Linked DNA regions of Homo sapiens: region 2 is linked to region 1. Evidence: read pairs that join two places in POLR2A ChIA-PET (ENCODE). Cell type or tissue: PC-3. All regions are shown on one strand. Links, peaks and the distances in the headings refer to the core of each region. The heading gives the core; the rest is flanking DNA. Region 1 overlaps SEC62 (SEC62 preprotein translocation factor). Region 2 overlaps GPR160 (G protein-coupled receptor 160).

Evidence for each region. ChIA-PET counts read pairs that join two places held together with the same protein. Peaks named below come from ENCODE experiments on the same cell type or tissue, not always from the same donor. Only the 100,000 strongest peaks of a DNase experiment are listed, where the experiment ranks them.
Region 2: POLR2A ChIA-PET joins it to region 1 with 12 read pairs; 8 of 35 experiments call an interaction of 5 or more read pairs at or near these places.

What each region holds. Positions count from the first base shown.
Region 1 is chr3:169,986,560-169,998,809 of GRCh38, reverse strand. SEC62 (SEC62 preprotein translocation factor) reads right to left here. Exons shown (of 8, transcript NM_003262.4): 7 at 10,451-10,570; 8 at 437-6,216. The coding sequence ends at 5,747. Among named protein-coding and RNA genes, the nearest start is that of SEC62, 26 kb to the right of the region's middle. In PC-3, for the core only: no CTCF peak of the experiment used is centred there; no DNase peak of the experiment used is centred there.
Region 2 is chr3:170,044,132-170,056,381 of GRCh38, reverse strand. All of the region lies in intron 2 of GPR160 (G protein-coupled receptor 160), which reads right to left. It overlaps LOC124909455 (a long non-coding RNA gene), which reads left to right. Exons shown (of 3, transcript XR_007096156.1): 3 at 7,524-8,945. Among named protein-coding and RNA genes, the nearest start is that of GPR160, 12 kb to the right of the region's middle. RefSeq lists enhancers at 72-571, 712-761, 792-851, 10,046-10,205, 10,166-10,666 and 2 more. In PC-3, for the core only: no CTCF peak of the experiment used is centred there; a DNase peak (open chromatin) is centred at 6,571; H3K4me3 peaks cover 1,240 bases; H3K27ac peaks cover 3,059 bases.

The sequences.
Region 1 (12,250 bases), core at 2,929-10,928:
TTTGTGATTGCACAATGCTTAGCACATAGTAATCACTCCACAAATGTTTGCTGAATGACTGAAAGATAATCTTAGTGTTGGTAAGATCCTGTTTTGCTTCTCCCATTTAAAAGATGCTTCAGGCTGGACATGGCAGGTCACATCTGTAATCCACAACTTTGGGAGGCCAAGGCAAGAGGATCATTTGAGCCCAGGAGTTCAAAGCCGACATGGACAACGTAGGGAGACCCCATCTTTATGAAAATTATAAAATTAGCTGGGTGTGGTAGCATGCAATTGTAGTCCCAGCTACTTGGGAGGCTGAGGTGGGAGGATCACTTGAGCCCAGGAGGTCAAGGCTGCAGTGAGCCGTGATTGTACCACTGTACTCCAGCCTGAGTGACAGAGCAAGGAGACCCCCATCTCAAAATAAATAAATACATAAAATAAATAGAAGTTGCTACAAAAATCTTGACTTTTTATTTAGGAGTAAGATATAATCTATCAAAACAAAACATCACATAACACATGTAACTTACTAAATTTGTGACATGAAATGTGAATAATATTAAAATTGAATTATGCGAAGTATCATTGGCCTTTGAATAAGTTATAGTCCTATTTGAAACATTGGTGGATCTGATTAGCTAGGGCAGGGGTTCTTAACCTACAATTCACAGACCTCTAAGGGATTCACGGATAGAATTCAGAAGATACATGAACTTGGATGGGAAAAATTAACTTTAATTTCACTAGCCTAAAACTAAAATTTAGTATTTCCTTCAATGACGAGTGCAGACAACAATCCACAGTTGTACTAGCAGTAACTTTGTCAACAGAAATCAGGTATTTTCATGTTACATCACAGTTGTTGCAGATATCTAATATATGTTTTATGCTACTTCAACATCATAGCAGTTATTACATCCACTCGTAGATCTGGCTATTAAATGCACACCTATAACTACCACATCATAAATTATTTGGTAGCTTACACTTCAGTGTAATTCGTTTCCCTTGTAACCCCATGCATTTCCTTTTCTGCATTTAAAAACATTATTCTGGCCAGGCATGGTGGCTCATGCCTGTAATCCCAGCACTTTGGGAGGCCGAGGCAGGTGGATCACCTGATGTCAGGAGTTCAAGATCAGTCTCGCCAACACGGTGAAACCCTGTCTCTACTAAAAAATACAAAAATTAGCTGGGTGTGGTGGCATGTGCCTGTAATCCCAGCTACTTGGGAGGCTGAGGCAGGAGGATCACTTGAACCTCAGGAGGCGGAGGTTGCAGTGAGCTGAGATTTCGCCACTGCACTCCAGCCTGGGTGACAGAGTGAGACTCCATCTCAAACAAACAAACAAACAAAAAAAACCCATTATTCTGAGGAGTCCATGACACAAAAAAGTTAAAGTGATCTAGGAAATCATTGAAAATGAAATAAGACCAAAGTGTGATGATATGACCCCCTTGAAATTTAACTTATCTTTCCCTCTTTCTGTCATGCTAAGAAGAGATCATAGGCCTTTTGGACAATCCTAAAACTATAAACCTCAGAAAATATGTCCTCTCTCAGACTGAAATTTCGTCTGATTGGAAAAGCCATGCAATTAAAGTATCAAAGGATCTCTGTGCTAGGTTGGACAAATGAAATAAACGCATTGGGACCTACTCAGAAACTCACAACTAACTGCTTTAGCCATTGGTTTAAGGGCTTGCCAAAGAAGGCAAATTTAAATTAATCTCCTTGTGTAGTTATCTGCATGACATTCACTAGAACAGGATTTTAGTTATCAAAATGCTTACAACATGCTGTATAAAGTTATGAGATCTTTTCTAATGTTTGGTGATAAGGATCTGACAAAGAGGTCAATTCCTCATTGGAATTTTTGTTCCCTAGGAATTTCTCCTTGGTATTGGTCTTGATTCCAATAAGAAACAGATGGTTCTTTACATGAAGATATTATGAGGAGATAAGTATAGGTATAGGCTACCCAAAGAGGAAGCACAGTAGCTTCTGCAACTCCAGGCTAGTAGCAGCAGAACTGACATCATCCTTGGCCAGAAAGGAAGAGTGCAGGGACTGGCAACCTGGAAAGCAGGGAAGGAGTTTGGGAGAAGTGACCTTTGGCTGCTAAGGCAGCCCCCCAACCCCAGGAGAAGAGCCGAGAATAGGCACCCTACCATCCTCTGATCTCTGGCCAGGACACTCCTTGGCCAAACCCACTCAGAAGCCAGGAGGCATAGGAGCCCACTGCTGTGGTCCATTCGGGTCAGCTTTGTGGGCAAGAGCAGAGTGGAGCTGGAGGGGAAAACAAGAGATATCCAGCACATGTAGCAATTTGCTGCCGTAGCACTTAACACACTATTTAATGGTGCAAGAGAATTGTATTTTTATTCATGGTTGTGCCTAGTAAAATTCTGGTACATGGTAAGTGCTCAGTATTACTGAGTGAATGAGCAAAGACCTGAAATACTGTGGAAACAGTAAAAGCAAATTACCACACAATTAGGAGGAATTATTTTCAGACATAGGATATTTAAAACATCACTCAAATACTGGAGCATGATTCAGCAATAAATTCTATTCCATAAACCAGGTAGATAAATGTCACAGCTTTAAAATATAGTTAAGTACAGTTGATCCTCGTTATTCATGGATTCCGTATTTGTGAATTTGCCTAACCTAAAATTTTGTGGTACAGCAAAAAACTTGCTGTACACATATTCTGAGCTGAGGTTGAACAAGGCCATGTTCCAGCTTTCATACTATAAACGTGTCCTTTTTACGCTAATGCCATGGTTTTTGCATTTCTGTTCTTTTTTTGATTTCACTGTTTAAAATGGCCCCCAAGCATAGTGCTAAGGGCAAAAAGCTGTTCCTAAGGGTAAAAAGGCTGTTGTGTGCCTTATGAAGCTTATGTGTCAGATAAGCTTCATTCAGGCATGAGTTACAGTGTTGTTGGTCATGACTTCAATGTTAATGAATCGATTATATTAAATAAGGTGTCTTTACAACAGAAATTTACATGTTGACTGCTTGATGAAAATGTGACCAGTGGCTTGCAGAAATCTAGCCTTGTATTTCCCCTAGGTTCTATATTTGCTAATTCAGTGTTCGCAGTGACTTTATAGAACGTAACTACCTTGAATAATGAGAATCAACCATACTTGCTGTTTTCCAGTTCCTAATAGATTTAAAAAAAAAATTCAATTTACAAAAGACACAAGATGACTTTTCTTGTCAGCAGCTAACTGATCCTCATGATGTAAAACCAGAAAGAGGGGGGAAACACCAAAATTCATCACCACTGCATAATTTCAATGTGATATATTAAAATTTATTACTTCCTGAATAGTATTCAACTAAATCTATATTATTTCAATTAAAGTTACCTAGGCCATATGGTTTGAAAATTGAAAAATCCAGTAAGAGGGAAAAGGAAAAATACCTTATTTAATACATTGACTTTAAGAACAATCACATATGCATTATTCTTACTATCTGAACTTAGCCTCTGGTAAATTCAATCCTGCTTAGTTAGGCCAATTGATACCCTCTACAATAAGCCCTACATGATCAAAAAGCTTCATGCTTTCTACTTACAGCAGCATAGCAAATCTGAAGTTCTTAAAAAAAAATCGCCATTCTATTAACAATTATAAACGATTTTCCATGCTCTGGTACAAGAATATTTAATGTTAGCCAAGAAAGATAGCCATCTATTCCACTGAGGATTGTAATAGAGGCAGCCTTTTGATTTTTATATTTGTTTAAAGTACACAACTTGAATAGTAAAATAGAAACTGAGCTGAAATTTCTAATTCACTTTCTAACCATAGTAAGAATGATATTTCCCCCCAGGGATCACCAAATATTTATAAAAATTTGTACTAACATTCTGTAAGAATCCACACACATCAGTAAGAAGCTGACCTTCCTGTTGGCCATGCTCCAAATGTCTTTAAGACTAGACAAATTACATATATTATAAAAAATTTCAGGATGAATATTGAGTGCCTGGGTATTATCACAGTAATAGTAAAGGTTAATGAAATAATTTTTATTTCTGAAAAACACCATGTTTATACCCCAAAATAGGTATCAATGTTACTGGTGATAAACTCAGAAGTGATCATTATATATATGCTTACTGTGGAAATGAAGTAGTAGAGCTCTGCAAATGGGACGGGAAAATACCCAGGCACTTCATCAATGAACATTTATTTGCTAAAAAGAAACTATTAAAGTGATTGCAGCCTTGACATAGTTGCATTAACATCAAATAGCCACATTTATGTCCACTTACAGGGACTACTATAAAGAAGCAATCAAGCCAAGTTTAATAAAATGTGTCGATACAGAAAACATATTTTTCACAATTAGAAAAATTTAACATCTTTAATTCAAACACTTAGATGAGAAACAGCCTAAAGCAAAGACTGACATACACTACCTATTTCAACCACAAAGCAAGATGCTCTCACTGTGACTGAAGAAAAATCATTTAATATTCATTATTAGTTAGTATAACTCCAAGGAATGATTATGCTCATAAGTAAACAAGAGTTTCCAAAGACTTGTAACTAAGATGTATAAGACGTAAAGTCAAACTGCAAAACTAGTTCAAAGCAATTAGAGTCCAATAGTTCTCTTATGTTTTCTTTCATTATCTTTATTTTAAATTTGATATTTTAGAATAGGAAATTATCTTTCACAGCAATGCCTCCTGGTCTGATAATACAGTATCTCATTTCTGAATGTAAAGATTTAAAATAAATCAAAATGAACATTAAGGCGTACAAAGCTACTTTAAGTCTGCTCTTAAGATCAGTTTTTGCTCATATTCAAAATACATGGAATGTTGGCACAAAACTGAAGCTGCTGTAGAAAGATCACAGATGTTCTGTGGGTTACTCAAACTTCCATTTCTCTAAAAACATACCCTTACATGGTCTTAATTTTATGAATTTAAGTGTTGAGAAATATCTAAATAATAAGTAACAATTAAAATAAAATGTTTTATTTGTAAATTATGTACAGAATACACTTTACGTTACGCCAATGAAATGGGGAGGGAGGAGGGAGAGCCATCACCTTCCAACAAATGCTGTTCACTTTCTCTGCTGGAGACGACCATCTTTCTCTCAGTCAGACGTACAAATCAGTGTGGATTTCCTACATTGGAAAAATAATTTAGCTAAACCAGAAGTGTTGCTGCATTGTTACTAGTTGGCTTGTTTCCACAAAATAGTTTTGAACTCTGCTAACTCAGAATCTTAAAAGAAATCTCCTGGTATAATTTTATAATGAAAAATAAAAACTATCAAGGACAATGAGTTTACACATCTTAAAGAAACTGTGAAATGGCTACATAACTATGCATAATGTGAAATGTTGGAGTTTCTTTGTTCCTTTTAAAGTTATTTTTGATTAGTCTAACAGTAAAAAGCCATAAAACTATCAAAAATTGCCATTAATGTAAATTTAACTGTGGAAAGTACATCTTTGATAACTGTCAAAATGAATGAGACCTACTTACTGTAAAATTATCAAATGGATAAAACATATTAATGGCTTTAAACTGTACCAATAATAGTGCCAATATTCTATAAAATGAAGGACCGAATATAACTGCTTGAATGTCAAATACATTTCAGTAGATAGATTTAAAGAATGCTACAAATGCCATGTGTTCAATATGGTAATCAGCCAACATAGAAAATCCAACCTCTTGTACTTATTCATTCAGTCCCAAAATTAGTCAGATTATGATTTTTCATGTGAAGATTTAGGTGTTTCTCCATCATTTTCCTCTTCCTCATCCTCTTCACAATCCCCATCTGTTTGCTGTTCCAGTTCCTCTTTTGTTATCATTTCAAAATCATTTCCATTTCCACTACTGTGCTGGGATCGATCATCTTCCCTCCTGTCACTGTCCGTGTCTGAATGCCGTTCTCCCCCCGAGCCTTCTGTTCCATGATTTCCTGGTCCTACTTTCCCCTCCTCATCTTCCTTTTTCTCACTGTCTGACTTTTCCTCACTGTCGGACTTCTGTTGCTTTTTGGTTTCAGACTTCTCATCTTTCTTTAAGTCTGCTTTTGGTCCTTTGTATTCATGTGTGTACAGAGGCCTGAAGGAGTCAATGAAGCCCACATCAGCAGTCAGATTTGGCAAGAACCAAAAGTGGTGCCTTCCTCCAGTTATGAGCCAAATGATGAGAAATAGAATGCATCGAGCTGTGGGGAGAAAAATTTCTCTAATTGAGTAATTCAAACACTGCCTCAGAAGGGAGTATTTGTTAATAAAAAGCTGGGAAAACAGTTTTATTATCTGCACATTTCATACACCTTAAATATTAATATTTAAATCCTGATTAGTGCTGGGCGTGGTGGCTAAACCTCTAATCCAAGCTACTTGGGAGGATCACTTGAGCCCAGGAGCTCGAGGCTGCAGTGAGCTATAATTACACCACTGCATGCCTGAAAACAAAAAATTCCTGACTAGTTTAGCAGCTATCACGGTATTCTAGGGGCACAGAATGTTGCTCTGAACTTGAGGTCACAATGCAATAATGTCACTGAAAAAAATTACTTCTTTTTTCCATCTGGGTGTACACTTACATGGATATACACTTCTGATTTATGTACTTTGTGATATTATGCTTCAATACACATAGCAATCAGTTGGGAATTTAAGTATTCATAAGATCATGGTGTAGGAAAAGAATAAAATAAAGAGATGAAAGGTGTTTAGGAAGGAAGCCTTTAAGAAGGAAAAGCAGGGCTGCATCATACTTCCCAAGGCCCTAGGCCCTTTTGCCTTTGTAAGGCACTTACTCCACAAAAACTATTAAATATTATATTTTCTATACATTTATGACTATATTTTCTGTACATCTGTATAAACACGAATAAAATACTGTATAGGTTTGCTATTACATACATGTATATACATTACTACTTCTGATTTAAAAGAAATAAAAATGAAAATATTTCTGTGGACCCCTATATGTATCTTGGTCCAAGGCACACGTTTACTATGCCTAAAGGATAAATTAGCCCTGGATAAGGAACCCCAGTATTAGAAAGTTTCCATCTTTTAATCCTTGTTTTCTTATTTATTTATTGAGGACAAGGTCTTGCTCTGTCACCCAGGCTGGAGTGCAGTGGCACAATCATGACTCGCTGCAGCCTCAACCTCCTGGGCTCAAGCAATCCTCCCACCTCAGCCTCCAAGTAGCAGGTACGTGCCACCATGCTCCGCTAATTTTTGTATTTTTTGTAGAGATGGGGTCTTGCCAAGTTGCCCAGTCTGGTCTTGAACTCCTGGGCTCAAACTCCCAAAGTGCAGGGATTACAGGTCTATATCTATCATTTATTTATCTAATCTCTCTCTCTCTATCTATCCTCCCTCTCTCTCTACCTATCTACCTACTTTGATAGACAGGTTCTTGCTATGTTGTCCAGGCCAGTCTTAAACTCCTGGCTTTATGTGATCCTCTCACCTCAGCCTCCCGAGTAGTTGGGATCGCAGTTGTGAGTCACTGAACCTGACCTTTTTGTTTTATTAGTTAGGTAAACTATGTAATTTTTGCTTAAAGACCAATCCTCTCAATATTAGGAAAAATACAATGTTAATGAAAGCAAGATCACTTAAATACATAAGGTTTACTCTTTTATAACACTGTATTATGAAAAAACTGTAGAAAAATGGAATTTGAATTTTAAAATTTGTAGTAATGAGTTATCACAAACCCCAATATTTAGTTTTCTCTGAATTTACCAATTATGTAGAGCTGAGTGATTTTTTCCTGTTTTTTAAAAGGTCATGATGATTATGTGAATGTTACAGACTAATCAATTATGACAGGAGTTTTGGTTTTTGTTTTCTTTAGACAATTCTGTCACTGTTTTCATATAAAGCCTGAAATAAGCTAATCTATGTGTCTTCCATTATTTTGCTTTGTATAAATGGAAGAAAATCGTTATAGCTGTCTTGACTTTTAAAAATAGCAATTTTTATTTTCACAAGAATATAAATATTCTGAAAGACTCCTGTACACATTAGAATCTTTCGTGGTATAAACGGAAAAGGTAAATATGCTTAAAATTATGATTTAAGAATAAATTCCACTGATAAACAGAGATAATGAATTTAAGGAGGCTGTACATTTTTTTCTCCAATTATGATGCAATGATAGGTTTTACAGGATTGTAAGACAGATGATTCATAATATGAAATCTTGTATCAAACCAAAGAAAAAGCAATATAGAAATGGCACTAACCTAATTTCTTATCACATACAAATGGTATGGCAAAATGTTCATGTTTTACAGTTTTTCGCTATGTGGCACTAGATTACCGAGAGTGAAAAGGGAAGAATTATGGGGAAGCTGTGACATGTACTATAATAACATTCCTATGCTAAAAGCGACAGATTTTAGAAAACTGCCAAAGGTTTTATTTTAAATGGCATTATTAATAATGCATATTCAAAGAAACACCAGATATAATTGTGACCAATACATAATATTTCAAGACCCTGACTTTAAAAAAAAAAATTAGCTAGGCATGGCAACATGCTCCTATAGTCCCAGCTATTCAGGAGGCTAAGGTGGGAGGGCTGCTTGAGCCCAGGAGTTTGAGGGTACAGTGAGCTATGATTCTGCCATGGTACTTTACCCTGGGCAACAGAGCAAGACCCTGTCTCCAAAAAATGAATATATATAAAAATATATTTCATATAAATATGAGATATCATATAATATATATGACATATCATATGATATATATTATATGATATATATGATATATAATATTATGATATATCATATATCTATATATCATATATATTCATATATAATATACATGATATATATTATATGCGATATACATAATATATATAAAGACTTCAAAGAATAATATAAAAGAAATATCTAATTATTTGAAAGTATATTTGGAATTGCATTTTCTAAGAGAATCAAAATAAAATGTTGGGTTTGTTTCCTGGTATAATTCAGAAGACTATTTGGTTCATAATGCATATTTAAATCCACAGCATATTTACAATGAAAATTTATTTAAAGAGACTACTGAAGAAACAATATTTTAAACAGCAAAACTACATAATAACCATAAACTATTGTGAACACTGGTTTAATTTAAAAATAAGCAAGTAGAATAATTCTATTCAGTGGAGCTAAACCTTTGCTAAAAATTTCCAAGGAGTTTCTAAATTTCAGGAATTTGAAAGGCAAAAAGCACCAATTTTATTATGTCTAATGTCAGATCAAAGTTTATGACTTTTCCTTCTTGATGCAGGTATTACACTGACACTAAATTCAAACAGGCTTAGATATTGTTTCTTGGCCTACAAATGTGCCCGTGTTCCATGCAAAACCAGCAGGGGATTTTTCTGCTGCCAGAGGTTACCAAATCAGAGGAAGGAGGCTGGGCGTGGTGGTTCACGCCTGTAATCCCAACACTTTGGGAGGCCAAGGAGGGCAGATCACCTGAGGTCAGGAGTTCGAGACTAGCCTGGGCAGAGTGATACCCTATCTCCCCCACAAAAAGCCAGGCATGATGAAATGCACCAGTACTCCTAGCTACTTGGGAGGCTGAGGCAGGAGGATTGCTTAAGCCCAGGAATTCAAGGCTGCAGTGAGCTATGATCTCACCACTGCACTTCAGCTTGGGTGACAGAGCAAGACCCTGCCTCTAAACAAATAATCTATGAAAGACCCCAATCATCCAGAAATGCGGAAAATTCATTTACTTATGTTTTCCTATTTGATTTTTAAAACATTAACTCCTTATTGCATCTAGTATTTTGGTACTTGGGTGAAAATTATTGATTTTTCCCAAAATGGCAAATCAATTGTTTAGAATCATTTATTAAATATATGCATAGATTATTTAGATGTTGCATTTGTTCTAAGTCAAAATTAAAAAATGTTTTACTGAAAGTATTATGTCTAATAAATGATCTACCACTGCAAAAATATTAAACGCCTCTGCCATAACTAATTTTTAAAGCACATCTATTTGCAGATTAAGATATAATAATGTATGGTATATTTCAAAATAAGTAAATTTCAAATGTCTCACAATAAATGATAGGCAAGAAAGGTGATCAATATGCTAATTATGTTAATTAGCTTGATTTAAACATTCCACATTGTACACATACACCAAAACATCACATTGTACCCCATAAATGTATACAATTATGATCTGTCAATAAAAAATAATCTTATTAAAAAATTTTTTTAAAGATGTATTAAATCCTTTTTCTGCAGACAGAACACATCTTACCAAGCCTGAGTTTTGAGATTTGACTCAGAAAGTAGTACCATATATTTCTTGATTTACCTCCATTAATTTTTCTTAAGCTTTACTGAAGCTCCAAATTACAGTCCAACTGCTCAATACCAACCTTCTTGAGGTCAATTTTATAATAACAATACTTACCAACAGCAAGGAGAAGAATACTGGCTACAAAACAGCCTGCACCCACACTGAGGTAATAAACACCTACTCTCATTTCTGCTGGCCAAAGGGGGAAGAGGGTGGCCGCTATTACTGCAATCACTGGAACAAGAAATGACAAAAGTTAAATTTTAGAATAAAAACTTAAATGGTATGGCTGCACTAACAGAAACATATCCCTGGGGGAAAAACTGAGAAACATAAACACAGTGAAATATAAAATTGCCATTTTTATAGGTAAAAAATGGTCAATTATGAGCAATTTCATATTGTTCAACCTAACATTTTATACTATTCTTAAACTAGTTTTTATTAGTGTAAATTACATATAATTAGAAAAAAATGCTATGTAGAAATTCAAAACTGTTGCCTCCTTAATTTATCAACTGCCCCCTTTTTCAAGCTATATCTACTTTATTTAAAAAATACTAAGATATTTGCCTACTAAGTAAGGGAGCTAAAAGAAACAACAGAACAACAAAGCCAACAAAAAATGATTTCCAAGACCCCTCTCTGGAGATTCTTCTTCTGGGGTGGAGCTCTGACATCCACAGACTGAAAGATTCCCCAGGTGATTTCTGCTACAGATGTATTTTTTGGTGCTTAGGGAAACTGTTTACAAGTGTCTCCAGTTTTTTTGCAAGTAAAGTGGGGACACAAGAAAGAATTATAAGAAATTAGAAGCCTGGTTATTAGGTCTTTAGAATAAGACCAGGATTAAAATTCTAGCTCCATCACTTATAAGCTATGTAACCCTGGGCAAGTTACTTAACTCTTTTGAGGCTAAGTTACCTTATATTTAATAAGTCTCTTCCTATTCTTCAAAGGTTGTTGTGAGGATGAAATGATATATTGTACGCAAAATATCTAGCAAAGTGACTAGTACTCTTATTATAAAAGAGTTATTTTGCTTTTTGTTTTCTGAAACAGAGTCTTACTCTGTCACCCAGGCTGCAGTACAGTGGCATGATCTTGGCTCACGACAGCCTCGACCTCCTGAGCTTAGGTGATCCTCCCACCTCAGCCTTCTAAGTAGTTGGGACTACAGGTGTGAACCACCACACCCGGCTAATTTTTTGTAGAAACGAGGTTTCGCCATGTTGCCTAGGCTGGTTTCGAACCCTTGGATTCAAGCCATCTCCCTGCCTTGGCCTCCTAAAGTGTTAGGATTACAAGTGTGAGCCACTGAGCCCAGCCTTAAAGAGTTATTTTGAATGGGATCCTATCATACCATATTGACCAAGCTTATTTTAACTGCTACCTATTTTTTTTTTTTCTGTTTGTTAAATCATTCTTTCCCCATAAAACCTCCTGGAATACACACGTTAAAAAGCAAATCAAAAACAAATCAAACCCCCAGCACTTTGGGACAACGAGGCAAGTGCCCAGGAGTTTGAGACCAGCCTGGGCAACATGGCGAAACCCCATCTCTACAAAAAAATACAAAAATTAGCGGGGTGTAGTGGAGTGTGCCTATAGTTCCAGCTACTCAGTAGGCTGATGTGGGAGATCACCTGACCCCAGCAAGTCGGGCTGCAGTGAGCCATGATTGTGCCATTGCATTCCAGCCTGGGTGACAGGAATGAGACCCTGTCACAAACAAGCAAATCAAAAGGTATAGAGAAAATTAAGTCTTCATCTAATTCTTATTCCACTTCCCAGAGGTTAAGTACTATTAAGCTTACCTGTATTCTCAGAGACTGCCTATATATAATTAACTAGCTACAGGGACTTTTTTTCTAAATAAGTAAATGAGCTTATACTATTCTTACTCGTCTGTAA
Region 2 (12,250 bases), core at 2,283-10,282, 58 kb before region 1:
CTTGAAAACAAATCAGGTTACACTGACACAATTCATTTTTCTATAAAGCTACCATGAATTTTTACTCAATGCCTTATGTTTGCTTGTAAATTAGTATTCTGGTGATGTATATTTTCACATAAACTTCCCTTACAATGTGACTGTATTTTATTGACTGCAAATTCTACACATATATTCACCTCGTCATCATTTTGGTGGGAACAGATAAGTAATACAAGTATAAGGTTCAGAATTAAAGAGAAAGGAGTTGCATACCTTGTACTAGTCATTCAGGTACTGAGTTTTAAGAACAACATCAACAAATAGAAAATATATCTTAAAAAAAATCAACAATATAGGAATGGGATTAATAAGAGCAACAAAGGATTATAAGAACAGTTGTTCAGATACTTATGGGCTGACCGCTTAGCAAACATGCTCACAGAAGAGGTTTAAAAAGAGTTTTTAAGGCCGGGCGCAGTGGCTCACGCCTGTAATCCCAGCACTTTGGGAGGCCGAGATGGGCGGATCACGAAGTGAGGAGATCGAGACCATCCTGGCTAACACGGTGAAACCCCGCCTCTACTAAAAATACAAAAAATTAGACAGGCGTTGTGGCAGACACCTGCAGTCCCAGCTACTCAGGAGGCTGAGGCAGGAGAATGGCGTGAACCCGGGAGGCGGAGCTTACAGTGAGCCGGGATCGCGCCACTGCACTCCAGCCTGGGGGACAGAGCGAGACTCCGTCTCAAAAAAAAAAAAAGTTTTTAAAAGAACATCTGAACTAGAGATTGCCTCCTGGTTCTCAATGATTATCATGTCCTTTAGTCTTGCTTTCTTCATCAAAATAAACGGCCTAAGCATACAATGATCTGGAAAGTAGCAATCAGAAATCTGTGCTCAATAGTCCCTGAGACCCCACTCTCCATCCCGGGCTTCTGAATGTGGCTCCTTGTATGACTCAACCACCAGAGAGGTTATGACATTCTTCATGCTTAGTTGTTCATGGTTTCTGAAACCACGGTTATTCATCATTGCTGAGAAACTGAACCAGAACAACCACCTAAGGGAGATCCTTTTTTCACCATCACATTGTCAGGTGTGATGTCAGGACCCAATCAGCCGGGGTCCAGTTCTCCTATAAGTCTTTGGTAACAGTATCCCAGACCTACGCCAGCTTGCCCCACTACCATTCTACCTGTTTTGTTTCCATTCTCAGGATTCAGAAATATAACATACACATCTCCTAAGAACGACTTTATATCCATACAGTAGAATATTATTCAGTCTTAAAAGGAAATGAAATCCTGGCCGGGCACGGTGGCTTATGCCTATAATCCCAATACTTTGGGAGGCCAAGGCAGATGGGTCACCTGTGGTCAGGAGTTCGAGACCAGCCTGGCCAACATGGTGAAACCCTGTCTCTACTAAAAATACAAAAAGTAGCTGGGCATGGTAGCAGATGGCGGTAATCCCAGCTACTAGGGAGGCTGAGGCAGGAGAATCACTTGAATTTGGGAGGCAGAGGTTGCAGTGAGCCAAGATCGGGCCACTGCATTCCACCCCGGGTGACAGAGCAAGACTTCGTCTCAAAAAAAAAAAAAAGAAAAGAAATTCTGATACATGCTGAAGGTGGAAGAACCCGTAAGACATTACACTAAGTGAATAAGCAGACAGAAGATGACAAATATCATATGATCCCATATATATGAGGTACCTAGAATAATCAAATTCATAGACAAAAAGTAAACAGTAGCCAGGAGCTAGGAGAAGGGAAGAATGAGGAGTTACTGTTTAATGGGTGCAGGTTTTCAGCACAGGATGAAAAAGTTCTGAAGATGCGTAGATAGCAGTATCAGTTGCTCAACAATGTGAATGTACTTAGTGCCATTGACCTGTACACTTAAAAATGGTTAAGATGGTAAATTTTAGGTATATTTTACTATAATGATTTGACCTGAGCAGCTCAGTCCTTCTATTCTGCCAGAAGGTGGTGATGTTTTCTTAGCCCCTGCTGTCTGCTTCAATGTCAGGCAAAAGCAATTTTGAAGAGACAGTTTTCTGGATACCTCTGGGACCTCAGGGCCTTTGAACTTGTGCTTCAGAAGACCATTCTGCCTGGGATGGTCTTCTTTCTTATACTCATGTAGCTTGCTCCCTCAACTGCCTGAAGTCTTCACTTAAATGATACTTTTTTTTTTTTAAGCATGAGACTAATAATGATGAGAGTTTAAGATAAGTTTGTTGGGCAGGCAGGGCTCTCAAGCCAAATAACTCTACACACACATACACACACACACACACAAACGCTGCTTTTTAGTTTATAAAATATTTTATGGAAATTGTCTGATTCAAATTGTCTAAATCATGTTCCTGAACTAATATTCCATGCACAAATGCCAAGATATTCAAGTGTTAAAGCTGAGTAATTAAAAAAAAAAACAAAAAACCAAAATGGGTAACTGTGGTCTTTTCCCTAATTTGAGGTGAAGAGAAAGTGCCAACAGATGAAAAATAAATATATTCACATTACTGAATACAGAAAACAAGCATATGACCATCTTGAGAGATGCAGAAAAATCTTTGGAAAAAATTCAACAACCATTCATGATAAAAACCTCTCAGCAAAGTAGGAAACTGATGGTTTCCTCAACCTGATAAGGAACATCTATGAAAAATCTATAGCTATCATTATACTTAAGTGTGAAAGACTGACCACTTTACCCCTAAAATTGGAAACAAGGTAAGGATATCTGTCCTTACTACATCTACTCAACATTTTAGGATATCCTAGCCCATTCAGTAAGGCGAGAAAATAAAAGAAAGGCATACAGACTAGAAAGGATAAGATAAAACTATTTGTAGATGGCATTTATGTATATTGATAATCCTAAGGTACTTACAAAAAATCTACTGGAATTAATAAATGAATTTAGTTAAGATCACAGGTCAATTTTTAAAACCACATTGCTATATATAGCAACAAAATTCAAAAATGAAGGAAAATATATCATTTCCAATAGACTCAAAAACATAAAATAAGAATAAATTTGTATAAATATTTATAAAATGTCAATGCTAAAAGCTACAAAACACTGCCAAAAAAACCTAAAGACCTTAACAGAGATATGCCATGTTCATGGATAAGAAGATTAATATTATTAACATGTCAATCCTCCCCAGATTAGTTGATTCAATGTAGTTCTGATCAAAATCCAACCAGGCCTTTTTCTTTTTTAAAGATATTCACAAGCTGATGCTAAAATATATATGAAAATACAAAGGGTTAGAATAGCCAATAACAAAGTTGGACGACTTACACTACCTGATTTCAAGACTTATAAATTATAGAACTCAAGACAATGAGCTTAAGAGTTCAAACCAGTCCACTTGATTTATAAGAAAGTACCAATGCAATTCAATGGAGGAAAGGAAAGTCTTTTCAACACACTGTGCTGGACTAACTGGATAACCGTATGAAAAAAAAAGGACCTTAACTCCACTTCACACCATTAACAGAAATTAACTCAGGAGAGATCACAAGCATAGCTATAAAAGGTAAGACTCTACAAGGAAAACAAAGGAGAATATGTTTGCAACCTTAGAGTAAAGAATTCTCAAGCAAAACACAAAAAGCACCAAATAGAAAAAAAATTGATAAAGTGAACTCATTAAAATTAGATTCTTCTGTTCATCATAAGAAAATGAAAAGGCAATTACAGACTGGGAGAAAATGCTTACAACACATCTATCTAACAAAAGACTTGTGCCCAGACTACCAGACCACATATATAAAGAGTGCCTACAAATGAATAACAAAAAGTCAAACTACTCAAACAAAAATGGGCAAAATACTTAAAAAGACACTCCAAAAAGAATATGTACAAATGGCCAATAGCAAACAAAAAGGTACTCAACATCATTAGTTATCAGGATAAAGCTAATTAAAATGACAATGACATACAATTTCACATCCATCAGAATGACTAAAATCAGAAAGACCAACAATACCAAATATTGGAAAAGATGTAGAGTAACGAGAACTCCTATACGCTGCTGTTTGAGGTGTAAAATGGTGTATCCCCTTGGAAAATAGTGTGGCATTTCAACATAGGCTTATCCTATGATCCAGTACTTCTACTACTAGATATTTACCTAGGAGTAATTAAAACAGGTCGGCCAAGTGCAGAGGCTCACGCCTATAATCCCAGTACTTTGGAAGGCCAAGGTGGGCGGATCACTTGAGGTCAGGAGTTCGAGATCAACCTGGTCGACATGGTGAAACCACGTCTCTCCTAAAAATACAAAAATTAGCTGAGCATGGTGGCGTGCACCTGTAATCCCAGCTACTTAGGAGGCTGAGGCAGGGGAATCACTGGAGCCTGGGAGGTGGAGGTTGCAGTGAGCCGAGAATGCGCCACTGCACTCCAGCCTGGGTGACAGAGTGAGACTCCATCTCAAAAACATAACAAAACATGTCCACAAGACTTGTATAAGGTTCAGCAAGTACTTATTAGATATAAGATTAAAAACACAAACCATAAAAGAAATCAACAACTTAGGCTTCATCAAAATTTAAAACTTTTTTTTTCTTTAAAAGGCACCATTAGGGAAAAAGTCATGGGTCTGGGGAAAATATTTTCAAACTATTTATTTGTTTTTTATTTTTTTATTTTTTGAGACAGAGTTTCGTTCTCTCTCCCAAGCTGGAGTGCAGTGGTACGATCCTGGGTCACTGCAACCTCCGCCTCCCAGGTTCAAGTAATTCTTGTGCCTCAGCCTCCTGAGTAGCTGGGATTACAGGCGCATGCCACCGCGCCCAGCTAATTTTTGTATTTTTAGTAGAGGCGGGGTTTCGCCATGTTGGCCAGGCTGATCTTGAACTCCTGATCTCAGGTGATCTGCTGGCCTTGGCCTCCCAAAGTGCTGAGATTACAGGTGTGAGCCACTGCACCCAGCCCCAAACCATATATTTGATAAAGAATTTGCATCCAGATATATACCTTAAAATTCTTGAACCTCAATAAGAGGATGGTGAGAAATAATCCAGTTTTAAAATGGGGCAAAAGATGTAACTAGACGTGTCATCAAAGATGATATAGATCTATATTGATATCAATATAGATCAAATATCCAATAAAAAAGAAGACATATAAGTAACTAATAAGCACATGAAAAGGAACTCAACAGCATTAGTCATTAGGGAAATGCAAATTAAAACTGCCAATGAGACACCATTATATACCCTTTGGAATATCTATAATAAGAACGACTAACAATTTCAAATGTTGGCAAGAATGTAGAGAATCCTCATACACTGTTAGTGGGACTCTAACATTGCACAGCCGCTTTTGGAAAATAGTTTGGCAGTTTCTTAAAAAGTTAAACATAAACTTACCACATGACTCCGCAATTATACCCCTACAAATCTACTCAAGAGAAATACAAATAAGGTCCATACTAACACTTGTAGATAGCAACATTACCTCGTTTATAGCAACATTATTCATAATAGCCAAGCCCTGGGAACAATTCAAATGTTCATCAACTGGTGAGTGGATAAATAAAATGCAGTACATTTATAAAACTGTATGCTACTCAGCAATACAAAGGAACAAACTACTGATACATGCTGCAACATGGATGAACCTCAAAAATGTTGTGCTAAGTGAGAGATGCCTGACACATAAAACTACATATCCCAAGATTCCTCTTATTTGAAATTTCCCAGACAAGGCAAGAGACAGAAAGAAGTTCAATGGCTATCTGGGGCTACAGGTGGGAACTGATTGTATACTGGCAGAGAGACCAGCCTGACCAACAAAAAAATTAGGTGGGCGTGGTGGTGCATGCCTGTAATCCCAGCTGCTTGGGAGGCTGAGGCAGGAGAATTACTTGAACCTGGCAGGTGGAGGTTATGGTGAGCAGATTGCACCATTGTACTCCAGCCTGGACAACAAGAGCAAAACTCCGTCTCAAAAAAAAAAAAAAATTAGCTAAGCATGGTGGCAGGTGCCTGTAATCCCAGCTACCCGGGAGGCCAAGGCAGGAGAATCACTTGAACCTGGGAGGTGGAGGTTGCAGTGAGCTGAGATCGCACCAGTGCACTCCAGCCTGGGCAACAAGAGCGAAACTCCATCTCAACAACAACAAAAAAAAAAAGAAGAAGAAGTAAATTAGGCGGGCATGGTGGCAGGCACCTGTAATCCCAGCTACTCGAGAGGCTGAGGCAGGAGAATCACTTAAACCTGGGAGGTGGAGGTTGCAGTGAGCCGAGAACGCACCATTGCACTCCAGCCTGGTCAACAAGAGTGAAACTCAGTGTCAAAAAAAAAAAAAAGGAATTGTCTGAGTGTACCTTTTAGAATAAAGTTTACTTAATATCAGGTTCCTGGTCTGCTGGTGAGAGGAAAAAAGTATTAGAGAACCCAACAGTCTCAGACTCGTGAAGCAAAAACAAGCTTGGCAGCAATCAGGTCCGGCACATTCCAGACTCACCAAGTAGTCATTTCAGGCCTCCACCACCTGCTCCAGCTCCCAAGCCACTGGAAGACGGGTGCCGGGAGGAAAGGCTAAACTTTGTGGACACACCCTGAGGAAGGCTGCTGCCTGGTCAGTGACATCTACTGTGACTCAGGACTCAGGCCAGGAGGAAAGGAGCACCACCACCACAGGCAGCTTGCCCATCCTTCCGTCACTTCCTTTCCATTCCCCCAGGTCCCCTTAGAGTGACCCTCAGAGTTGGCTCTACACCAGCCCTGGAGGCGTGATGCGAATGAGGCATGACCCTGCTCCCTGGAGTCTGTCTACAGACCACACTACCCAGTGTCTGGGAGGGCACCATGTCAGGGCACTTTGTATACTCCTGCGGCATTTTAAGGAGGGTTTAAAACGTTCATGCCTTTTGACCCAGTGTCTGCACTCTGGTAACTTGTCATAAGGAAATAATCTGGGTTGAGGGAAATAATTACTGCGGAAGCAGTTCACTTTGGCATACTTATAATAGCCCACAGTATACCCTCCCCAGTCCCCAAAAGAATCAAAACAACTTAATGTCTAACAATAGGGAATGAGTCAAATGAATTATCAGACAGTCATAAGATGGATTACCACCTGCAGCCATGAAAGATAAACTTGAGAGAAAAACTAAATAACAGGAAAATGCTGACAATATAATGTTAAATGACAGATACAAGATAAAGCTGTGTGTAGCAGGGCTTCTCATAGGGGGATGAGATGAGATCCTGCTGATCCCTGAACCGGTGTTACTGAGGGGAGCCTGCTCTTGTCCTTACACGGTCTTACGTTAAGGGAGACAGGAGGGTGCAAACCAGTGGTAGACACAGTGGTACATCCCAGTATCAGGGAAATAGGAAAAATGTACGTATATTCACAGATCAGAGGTAATTAATGCCAGCCCACCGTGACTGGTAAGGTGGTGGCCTCAGGGACTAAGACTTCCGAAACTTGAATATAGATCTTGTTAAAAGACAGATTCTGATTCAATGTCTGGGGCAGGCCTGAGCTTTTGCATTTCTAACAAGCTCCCAGGTGATGCCATGCTGCCAGCCGACAGGCCACGCATGGAGCAAGCCTGAAGAGGACATTTGTCCTGGAGGGGGAGAACCCGGCGACACAAACAGCAACTGGTTGGTGAGAATAGAGGTACATGTTTACTTTTTACACTGTCCTGTATCTTCCACAATACAAATCTGTTGCTTTTGTGATAAGAAAGAAAACTTTCCAATGTTGAAAACCTTTGACTCAGTACTTATTTTTACAGGAATCCATCTCAAATAATGTGAAATGGGATCCAAGGTTTATGTGCATTCAAATTGGAATGATGTACAACATCAAAAAATGAGCAACAACTTAGTTCTCTAATATTTTAAAAGAATGGCTAAAAAAGCCTAAAATAGCATGCAGTCATTAAAAACATTTATAAAGACATAGGGGAATACAATGATTTTTTATTTAAAAAAAATTTTTTAATAGCTTTAGGTGTACAAGTGGGTTTTGGTTACATAGATGAACTGTACAGTGGTAAAGTCTAGGATTTTAGAGTACTCATCACCCAGGTAGTGTACATTGTACCTAATAGGTTGTTTTTCATCCCTCATCCCCTTCCCATCCTGCCCTTCTGAGTCTCCATAGTCCATTATATCACTCTGCATGCCTCTGTGTACCCATAGCTTAGCTTCCACTTACTTACAAGTGAGAACATATGGCATTTCGTTTTCGATTCCTGAGTTACTTCACTTAGAATAATGGCCTTCATGGGCATGGTGGCTCACGCCTGTAATCCCAGCACTTTGGGAGGCCAAGGCGGGTGGATCACCTGAGGTCAGGAGTTCGAGACCAGCCTGGCCAACGTGGTGAAACCCTGTCGCTACAAAAATTACCTGGACATGATGGCTGATGCCTGCAATCCCAGCTACTCGGGAGGCTGAGGTGGGAGAATCGCTTGAACCTGGGAGGTGGAGGTTGCAGTGAGCCGACATTGGGCCACTGCATTCCAGCTTGGGTGACTGAGCAAGACTTCATCTCAAAAAAAAAAAAAAAAAAAAGAATAATGTCCTTCAGTTCCATCCAAGTTGCTGCAAAAGACATTATTTTGTTCTTTTTATAGCTGAGCAGTATTCCATGGTGTGTTGTGTATGTGTATATGTGATGTGTATATATGTATGTGTATATGTGATGTGTATATACATATATCACATATTCTTTATCCACTCATTGGTTGATGGACACTTAGGTTGATTCCATATCTTTGCAATTGTGAATTGTGCTATGATAAACATATGCATGCAGGTGTCTTTTTGATATCGTCATAATGATAAATTTTAATCAAAGTATAGCAACTATGTTAAAATTCTAACATAAAATGAATTGTTTATAAAATGTTAAAATTTTTTAAATTTATAAAAAAACAAAGTAAAACAAAATAAAAAGGAAATATACCCAAATGTCAATGCCTTCAGATCCTTGGATTGTGGGTCATAAAAGACTTTTCCCTTTAAACCTTTCAGAATACAGTAAAGTTGAAGGCAGGCAGGATCAGGAGGCAAGGGCAGCAATGGAAAGTAGCTGAGGCCATAGGAAGAAGAGAAAACCTTGCGGTGAACAGGACAGTGCAGGCTTGGGGGGATGCGGTGAGGGTGTGGCAGGTACAGACTACACACTGAAACACCTGGCTGGAGTGCAGGAGAAGGACGAAGGGTTAGGTGAAGGTAGGATGGACTCTGAAGCTTTGGGTCTGCACCTGGGGCAGGAGGGAGAATCCAAAGCCTACTGCCTCTCTTCCTCCCACTGCCCCCTGCTGAAGGGGACCAGGCAAGGGCTGTCGACAGGGGAGACCTCTGCCCTGCTGCTTGGAGGGGAATCACTGGCCCTCCATTCAGCTTCCCTGGACACCATGGATGCTTTCAGCTTCCCAGCAACACCTTAGCTATCAATCTCTAAAGTGCTTCCTCCTCAGAATTACTTAAGGGCATAAAGAATAAGAACTCATGTTACCTCTCTGATACAGTAAAATGAAGGCCATTCCATGTTCTCATTTCTGGCCTGAACCTGGGTTCACTTCTGTACCTCCTCTCCTGAAACAGGCAGCCAAAGGCAATCGAAACAAATGTAAACAAACAGAAACCTGCATTGCTAGTTTAAAGATCAAACCAGATAGCCCTTTTAGGAACTATAAAATATTAAATAAACATTAGTTAACAGCATCTATATTACTTTTCCAAGTTAAAAAGTAAGCCTCTCAATGTATCTGTTCTATGATTTTACTACTAAGGGGCAAGTCAGGCATTGTACTTTGCTGTGTCTGTGTCAGGATTTCATAAAATGTTGTTAGCCCCTCACAACATTCCTATTAGATATGCTTATCCCCAGGTGACAGAAGAGGCACTGGCTGCCCAGAAGACCTGGCCTTAAACCCCTGCCAGGCGGTGGCATAGCTGAGGCTGGGACTCCTGTGTCCCAGCTAACACTAGCCCGCTCTCTCATAAGGGGTTGGAGTTTGTATCCACATGAATGCTAGGGGATTCCAACTCCTTTCCACAGTCAGTGGAGATTTTAATCCCCGAACAACAAAGCCAAAGCCCTGGCTCAAAGTCACAAGTTGTGGCCCAGTTCTCATCAATTCCAAAGCTGCTGCTGCACCAAACACCCTGTTAGCATTTGTCATGGAGAACATTTCCCTAAGGCCATGTGGGAACCCAGATGGGCAGCCCATGGCTCACTCCACGAACAGAGGTCAGAGCTCAGATGCATTTCTTCCCTGTGGTCTTTCTTCTAACATTATGTGGGGGAAATTCTCCCCAGTAAAAGTGAAAGTAAAGGAAGCAGGGCTCTAACAACAACAATAATAATAGCTAACTCACAATCCATCCTACTCCATGCCAGGCACTGTTACAAGCACTTGACGTGCCACTGAATCCTCACCGCCCTATGATGTAGGTATTATTATTACTTCTAGCTTACATAGGGGAAACTGAGGTACAAAGAGGTTTTAAAAAATGAGTCAAGGTCACACAGGTGGTGGAAGAACCAGAAATGAAACCCAGGGATCTGGCTGAGTCCATACTCAAGACTGCTTGGCCTCTCCCTGTTTGCTCTGGCTAATAACCAATTAACCCACTCTTCCTTGACAAGGGGGTTAATCATCACCTGAGGGAGCACACAGCCACAAACCTGAATCGCAGAGTTCTCCAGAAAGGATCCCATCAAGCCGCTGGTCTGGCATTCACAAAACATGTCAGCCTCTGAACTCACTTCTTTTTTTTTCTTTCTTTTTTTATTTTTTATTTTTTTTGAGACAGAATCTTGCTCTGTCGCCCAGGCTAGAGTGCAGTGGCGTGATCTCGGCTCACTGCAACCTCCACCTCCTGGTTCAAGCGAGTCTCCTCCCGAGTAGCTGGGACTACAGGCGAGTGCCACCACCCCTGGCTAATTGGTTTTTTTTTTTTTTTTTTTTTTTTTTTTTTTTTTTTTTTGTATTTTTAGTAGAGACAGGGTTTCACCGTGTTAGCCAGGATGGTCTCGATTTCCTGACCTCACTATCCACCCACCTCGGCCTCCCAAAGTGCTGGGATTACAGGTGTGAGCCACCATGCTCGGCCTGAACTCACTTCTTTTGGCCAAAACAAGCTGTTCCACTTGGAGCCCTTGTTTATTCCATGTCCGTTTACACACACACCTAGACTGACAACTCGAGTGACAAAGGCCCACAACAGCACCTGACATTTCCTGAAAGCCACCCAACAAGGTTCACTTTTGTGCCATTTCCTCTTTTCATTCTCCTCCACGGCACACGTACATGGGAAGAAAATGCAGAACTCAGGGGAAGGAAACAAAGATCTAAAGAGAAACTTCAACTGTCATGAAACTCCAGCTATTCACAGAAGCGAGAATGTTTGCCCCGTGACCCTTAACCGAAAGTTTCAAGGCAAGGAAATTAAGCCACCCTTGGACTTGCATCACAGAAACCCCTTAAGGCTGGACTATGCGGGTGCCTCAGCTCCTCATCCCTGCAGAGCTTTCTTGGGGGGCTGTGCCTAAGCAGTGTATAGAAGTGGACTTGTCATCAGCAGGAGAGTGGTAGGCAGAGAAGGATGGGGGAGAGGGGCCCTTTGCAAGTCCTAGGAACCCCTCAGAGTGGCTGGGGTCCAGCTCAGAGCAGCTACAGTGAGCTGATGCACAACTTCAGGATCCACATGGGTCCCCTGCTTAAAGGGGAAGGGTTAAAGGCCTTTTTGGTGCCCCATCCCTGCAGGACACCCTGGGGAACCGCCAAGGTGCACAAGACCCACCTGCCTACTCACAAAGACCCAATGGTGTGGGAGTTTGGAGCCATTCCTTTTCCCTACTGAGGCCTGCCCACACCTACTCCATTCTTGTCAAACTGCAGGGGGTAGCGAACAAGTTCCTTATAAGTGAGAAAATAGGCAGCATGGGAGAAAAATGACAACGCGGCTTGTATTCGTCTGACAGAGAAGCACTGAGACTAAACACAAGACTCTCATTTCCTCAAAGGAATATGCTCTTTCCCATTTTTCTCTTCTCTTTTTTTTTTTTTTTGAGATGGAGTTTCGCTCTTCTTCCCCAGGCTGGAGTGCAATGGCGTGATCTCGGCTCACCGCAACCTCCGCCCCCTGAGTTCAAGTGATTCTCCAGCCTCAGTCTCCCAAGTAGCTGGGATTACAGGCATACACCACCACGCCAGGCTAATTTTGTATTTTTAGTAGAGACGAGGTTTCTCCATGTTGGTCAG